Regions from separate parts of the Mus musculus genome. Here region 2 is linked to region 1. Evidence: chromatin contacts called from ENCODE Hi-C or POLR2A ChIA-PET data. All regions are on one chromosome and are shown on one strand. The core of a region is the stretch at or near the end of the contact, and the rest is flanking DNA. Distances in the headings are between cores, read along the strand shown.

Region 1 (3,491 bases), core at 525-3,024:
GATTAGAGCATCATTTGACTGGTGTTCTCTGATTCTCTACCACCACCCCAACCCCTGTAACTTTGACAAGTTAATTATTAAGAGTATGATCTGGGTAGTAAGACAAAAGCAGCAGTGAAAAGTAGGCTTGCTAAGTGCTGGGGTCAGGCTAACCCATTCATTGGCTACTCATTTGCTTTCTCCTGTGGGCCTGCACCAGGGCACGGAACCCAGGTCCTCTGGAAGAGCATTATAGTACTAAAATGCTGAGCCATCTCTCCAGCCCCTCTCGTCCTCCACCTCCTCCACACACTTCTACAACAGAGACTGCAGCTTACACATGTTCTTGAAACTAAGCTCAAGGTCCTCAGAGCAGCAGATGGTCTTCTTGGTTGATGAAAGAACTCAGTGGGGAAACCCCCACTCAGCTCCCGATTCGGCGTGCACCCAAGAATCACGAATAGAACACAACACCTTGATGTAACAACAAGAGGTTTTTAATGGCGGAGCTCCGGGTCGAAACGTATCTCACATAACAGGAGACAGTGGATTCGACCACGAGGCTTGGAAGCTAGGGGTTTTTATAGAAAAGGAGTGGGGCTGGGGGAGGAATTGGCGCGGTTTCACATGATTGGTCCATTTAAACATCAGCAGCCTGTAACATTTAACTTAGGTCAGAGGGGTGGGAGCTAGGGAGGCGATGGGCTTGCCCGGGCATGTCCTGGTCTGTTCTGCTATGTTCTCAGCCCCAGGTTTCAAAGCTCAGAAACAACTCTTTGGGCTATTTAACATACATTACATGAATTACAGTTTTATTTCCTTTCAGTTGACATCTTTCCAAAGAGACGGTCCAGGAAAAGCCCCAGGTCCCATTTGAGTTTTTCTCCACTCCAGCTCTTGCCTAGCCCTCAGGTTAGGTCTCCAGGTTAACTTGGGGGCACTGGGCACCCTTCAACCTGGGGGCCACAGTATGTTATCCCTGCACAGAACTTGCATGGCAGGGGTAGCAGTGGGGGTGGGATGGCATGGGGAGGTACCTTGCATTTCTGAGTCTAGCCCAAATACTAGCCCAATCCTGGGCCAAATGGGTGGACGTTGGAAGCTTAGTCAGGTCTGATGGCTCATCCAGCTCTCCCACTCCATCACCCCCACCACCCAGTTGGGGCAAGAAGATGAAATTCTAAAATGTGAACATAGACAAATTTGCAGTAACATCTAGGTGGTCCTAGAAACAGGAATCAAGAAACCCCCTTTTCAAATTAAGAGCCCTATCTTAAACGCTGCATTTTATACAAATCGAGCAAATTTGATATGTTTTAATTAGCACACGGTTTAATTTGCAATCTCACAGTTGTGTACAAGACACGCCAACTAAGCAGTTTGAAATCATTTGAGGTTTAACAAAAGTTTTCAAACATAGGGTAGTTTCCTTGACTTTTTTTTTAATCTAGAATTTTCAAAGGTAATCATTATACATAACTGTTGTAAACTCTGTAAACTACAGAGTCAACTATTTGACTAACATTAGTTGATAAGAGTTATTCAAATTTCTTCAGTTGTCCATGCTCGTTTCCAGTCCAGCAATCCAATTCAGGTTGTCATACAACTTCTGTTCTTTGAGTTACTTATTCTTGAAGAAGTTAATGTTTTCGAGTTATTTTTCGCCTTAATATTCCTTTGTAATTTGTCTCGAAACTTGGAACGTAAGTTAATAAAAATTTCATATTTAACTAGAAATACACATCTACGAGTTTTGTCCTAAGCTAAGACCCGTAGCTCCTCCTCAGACGCCGAGATAAGCTTCTTGTGATTGGGTAGCGTGCGTCCGCCGCGACGCCGGAAGGCCGTGTGATTGGTCCGCAGAGTCCACGGCAGCTTTTTCTCTGTCGCTCAAGGCTTTCGGCCACTTCTCTTTCTCTAGGCGAGCGTCCTTTGTTGGTGACAGGAGCTGCTAGTCTAGAAGGAGCAGACTGAGCGAGGCGAGGTAACTAACTGCGCAGGCGTCGGCAAGGAGGAAGCGGCGGGCCTAGACATGGGTGGGGCAGGAGTTTACGCGCCTTGGGCGAACTACTTTGCTTCCCGGCTCCTGGATCCCAATTCCTCTGTACTTCTCAAATTCCTTTGGAGACTCGGAGCGTCCCTCCTCAGTACCGCCCTCTTCACTGTGCCCTCCCCTGCCCTGTCCTCCTCGCTACTCCGCCTCCTCAGCCCCACCTTCCTTATGGCTCCGCCTTCTCCACTCCGTCCTTACAGCTCTGCTTTACTTAACATCCTGTCCCTGCCCTTTTGTCCCATAAGCTCCGCCTTCCTGGAAGCTTAGCCCCGCCCTTCTGTGTTCCACTTGTGCAGCCCTGTCTTCTTCACTGTCCTACTTTCTCTTAACACTCTTAACTGCCTCTCTTGGAAGCCTTTCACTGGCCCTGCCCATATCACTGCTCCTCCTTTTCTGTGCCTCTCCTTAGCTCCACCCTCTTCATGATCCTCCACCTCTTCAAGTTTACTATCCCCACTTGAGGTTTACTTTCTGCACTGCGGGTGCATGCCACTTCTGTCTGCCAGTGTTCTCACCTCTCAGCAGCCCAGTCTCCTCAGTACACTCCTCCTCTTCTGGCCCCGTTTTTCACTCATCGGACCGAGTTGTGGCCCTCTGGCACATCCCAGACAAGGAAATTGTAAAAGTTTTCTTCCTTCCCCTGGTGCTGGCACTTTCCTCTTGGTTGCTGTTCAGCGTGCACAGTGCTCTGTCCTGACTGGAATCTGCTGTGTGGGAGAGAGGTAAATTGTAATAGAGTAAATACCATATGTTAAGTCTCTTCTGAAGGCAGCGCAGTGTTGATATTTGGTATGCTTAGAGGAAGGACGTTTTTGTTTGTTTGTTTTTGTTTTTGACTAGTCATTCCTGCCGGAGTCTTTTTTTAATTTATTTTAATTAATTAATTAATTTTTTTTTTTTTTTTTTTTTTTTTTTTTGAGACAGGGTTTCTCTGTGTATCCCTGGCTGTCCTGGAACTCACTCTGTAGACCAGGCTGGCCTCGAACTCAGAAATCTGCCTGCCTCTGTTTCCCAAATGCTGGGATTAAAGGCGTGGGCCACCACTGCCCTGCGCTACTGGAGTCTTAAACAGACTTCTAAAGCACTGAACTGTACCTTTTCCCAAAACATCTGGGTCCTAGGTGTTCTTTAACCATCTGGCTCTTATTTAAGTTTTGTCGTGGAGACTTGCTGGTTATAATTGGTCCAGCTTGAGACCATGTATCTAGGCTCTTAGTGAGGCAAGGAGTGAATGACTTAGTTTCAACAGTATACCTACCCTTGGTAGTCCCTTTTGAAGTTTTCCCTGAGGACTTTCTCCCAATTTGTTAGCAGTCTTAAAACTAAAAGTGTATACGAATAAAAACCACACCAAAAGATTCCTCTTACCCAGTTCACACAAGTAGACAGTAATGCCCCTCTCAGGCTCCTGGAAGTCATACATCAGTGGGTCTGTTAACAGCTTCAGCCTTTGTTGCAA
Region 2 (3,491 bases), core at 329-2,828, 84 kb before region 1:
AATTGCAAGAGCTATGCAAACACACTTTTAAAAAGCAGTGCTTTGTTTGTTTGTTTGCTTGTTTGTTTTTCGAGACAGGGTTTCTCGGTATAGCAGTGGCTGTCCTGGTACTCATTCTGTAGACCAGGCTGGCTTCGAACTCAGAAATCCACCTGCCTCTGTCTCCCGAGTGCTGGGATTAAAGGCGTGCACCACCATGCCCGGCTAAAAGCAGTGCTTTTTTTAAATGTATTTTTTAGACACTAGCAATAAGCACTATGAAAATTGAGGCAGACCCTGATAAAAATGTGTGAATGAACCAAGAATGCAGAAAACTAAGAAGACATTTCTGAAAATAATTTATATAAAAGGCCTGAAGAGGCACCTTGTGTTTATGGGCAAGAAGACATAAAATAATAATAATAATAATAATACTATTCAAAGCAACCTACAGATTTACAAAAACGGAAAAAAAAAAAAAACGTTCCAAAAGCCGTTTCCCAAGAAATGGTAGTCAATCCTCAAATCAATACAAAAGTATGGCTGAAGATGTAGCTCAGTAATACAGTATTTGCGTATCATGAAAAGTCCTAGGTCCAGTTCCTGATACTAAATTCAGATGGAAGTGAAAAACATCTCGAAGAACCAAAACAGTCTTGAATAAAGATGGAGCACTCACAGTAAATGCCAAACTGCCTGCAAAGTTACGATTATTAAAGCAGTATGGTACTAGCACAAGAATAAACATAGACCACCGTACTCTAGACAGCCCAATAAGAAACTCTCATAAAGCGAACTGATTTCCAAAAAGTCCACTCAATGGGCAAAAAGTTCACCTTTTCAACAGATATTACGGAAAATGGATATCCACAAAATAATACAAGGAGTTAATGCGGGAATAGCTAGCAGTGGTTATACAACATTGTACAAAGCCACTTAGCTTTAAGCTTGGAAAAAGATTAAATTGATAATTATTTCTGTTTCCTATAATAACACCACCAAACGGTAAATAAAACAAATGTAGAGAAAGCAATAACTAAGTGGATGGGCAAAGTAAAGGGAATTCAGAATGATTTCCAGATTTTCTCTTTGGGAAGAGGCCCTGTATGATTGTTTCACCAAACAAGAACTATAGCTAGGTAGGCCTGGGCATGAACTTGTTACGAAAAAGGCACACTAAACACTGGACAACAGGAAATCGGTCTAAGTGGCTGGCTCCAGTGCTCAAGAGAGGTATTCAGGTTAACCACAGATTTGTGAACGGCTAGGGTAACCAAAGATAAGGAAGGCAAGAGATTGACCTGGGAACATAAAAGGAAGATTTCCTAAGAAACACCAGTATCCACAAGGGACGGGACCCAACAACAGCTTTCTGCATTCCAGGCTCCCACGCAGCGAGTCCACATCCCTGGGCGGGAGGGACTTACCACGGCTTGTTCGCAGACAGGCTGCTCAGGCCCATGCAGGCAACGGTCAGCGGGAGCACTTCGTGACTGCAGCCGCGAAGAAGAGAGCTCGGGCCCGCCTTCTACCGAAGAACCACAAGCAGCAGAGCTCACGAAGCCGACCCTCCGCAGCCCGATTCCCTGGCCTCGCCCCGCCCACAACGCGGAAAGTCCCTCTCAGGGGCCCGTCGTCCTCCGAGCATTCCGATTGGCGGAGATGACCATGGGACCTGGAAGTTGTCTTTGTCCGGCCAGGGCTGCCCTTCCGGTTCCGTTGGGTCCCCCTTTGGCTCAGGTTGCCTGCCCCTCCCCCTTCCCGGAGCCCCGAGGGGCCGCAGCTCCTGGTTTTGCCAGATGTAGATGGCGACCTTCCCCCCGGGTCTGTAAGTTCGGAGGCCACCCGAGAGCCGGGCTAGGGTGCGGGGTCTCTGGAAATGGAGCCCCCGTGGGGACCTGGATCGGCCGCAACCTGCCCTGGGATGGGAGCCAAGGAGCTGGTCTAGGCCCCCAGACTTTTGAGCCATTGGACTGGCCCATGCTGCATCCCACTTTCTTCCCCTTCCCGAATCTGCAGTGGGGAATCTCAGGATGCCCCAGGGACCGCTTCCTGAGACCCTCTATATAGGGCCCTGTAGCTGGCCAGGAAGCCAGACTCTGGCATTTTGTAAAAAGTGCTGCAGTTGAGGCCGGCAGAAAACTGAACGGCGGGAGCTAGCCAAGGCAAGGCCTTCAGTGCCAACCGCGAGTCTACTGTAAGTGCCAGGTTTTGATGGGTTTTACCCTTGCTCAACCGCGGATTACAGCACCTTTTGAATTACTGGTGTTATGCCATTCAATAGAGGTTCATCAAATATCCAGTGTTCATCTCCAGTTTGGAAGCGACATTTATAAGCAAATTGATGTTCGTAAGAGGGTGGAGGGTATGCAATATGTTACTTTAATCAACTGCTCTAAGGACAGTTGCTGGGAAGCCTGTAGAAGAGAGTGGCCTCTAAATCCTACTTCTTGATAAAGAGAACTCGTGAAATTACTTTTTCCAAAAAAAGAAAAGTTGTAGTGGTACTGAGACGTTACAGACTATGAGAAAAAGGAATAGGGACAGGGAGGTTGTGTACATAAGAGTTTGAGTTGGAGAAGTAAAGTGAAATCCAAATAGTGAAAAGTTTAACCAACACTAAATGAGATGAATTATCTTTTTGAAGCTCTTTGAGCAGGAAACTGATATGGTCAGATTTGTACTACAGAAAGTAATTTTGTTCTCTGGGAAGCCTGTAGAATAGAAATAGCTGACTCTGGGTTCTCTTAGCTAAAGTCTAGGTACTTATATTTGAGATTATTTTGAAAAGGTGATGACGTCCTGGTGAGATGCATTAAAATCTAAAGTAGAGTTACGGTATTGTTACAAGAAAGGAGGCAAGTGCTAATGTGTCATAGATAATTATACGCTGAAAGAGAAGAAAAAGTAAGTCTTAGAATTTAAGCAGTTGACATTTGAAGAATAGCAATGCCATAATCAGAAATAAAACCACAAAGAATTACAAATTCAGTTTTTGAGTTTGAATTTATGTCTAAAGGGATAGTGACATACAGCTGCCCAGTGTAGGAGCTGGGGACACAGATATGGAGATGAGCCTCAGCGTCATAGCATGTAGACCATAAGAAGATCTGGCATCCTAGAGGGTGCACTGAGAAAGAAGGTTACTGGGAGGACAATGGCTACGCTAATGAAGCAGGAACTCCAATTGGAGCCAACAGTAAAAGGGAGAAAAGAACACAGGGTTGAAGCAACTAGGGTGACCCAAATATCAGAAGAGGATTTTGAAGAGAATCCCTTGGATCTTTTTTGTTAACAGGATGGGTAAGAAGCAATTTTAGTAGATGAGGTAATGAAATATAAAATATCAGAGGCCTCAACTGGTTTGATATTCCATTGGAGAAACGTGAAAGATTTGTTTATTTACTGAACATGTTTAAAGAGCACATAGCAGGCACCATTCTAAGTTCATTTGAAAATTAACTAATAGGCTGGAACGATAGTCAGTAGATACAGCTCTTGCAGAAGATGTG

What was found. A loop is a pair of places that touch in the nucleus more often than their neighbours do. ChIA-PET counts read pairs that join two places held with the same protein, here RNA polymerase II (POLR2A).
Region 2: a loop to region 1 is called in a map of T-helper 17 cell, with 2.9 times the contacts of the local background. The contact joins the promoter of Rabgap1 here to the promoter of Pdcl in region 1. A Hi-C loop is called at or near these places in 1 of 37 maps with a recorded cell type or tissue (T-helper 17 cell). POLR2A ChIA-PET finds 5 or more read pairs at or near these places in 4 of 5 experiments (Patski and embryonic stem cell).

The regions. Positions count from the first base shown.
Region 1 is chr2:37,357,615-37,361,105 of GRCm38, reverse strand. Pdcl (phosducin-like) reads left to right here and starts at 1,774. Exons shown (of 4, transcript NM_026176.3): 1 at 1,774-1,963.
Region 2 is chr2:37,441,372-37,444,862 of GRCm38, reverse strand. It overlaps Rabgap1 (RAB GTPase activating protein 1), which reads right to left and starts at 1,578. Exons shown (of 26, transcript NM_146121.2): 1 at 1,407-1,578. It overlaps Zbtb26 (zinc finger and BTB domain containing 26), which reads left to right and starts at 1,691. Exons shown (of 2, transcript NM_199025.3): 1 at 1,691-2,176.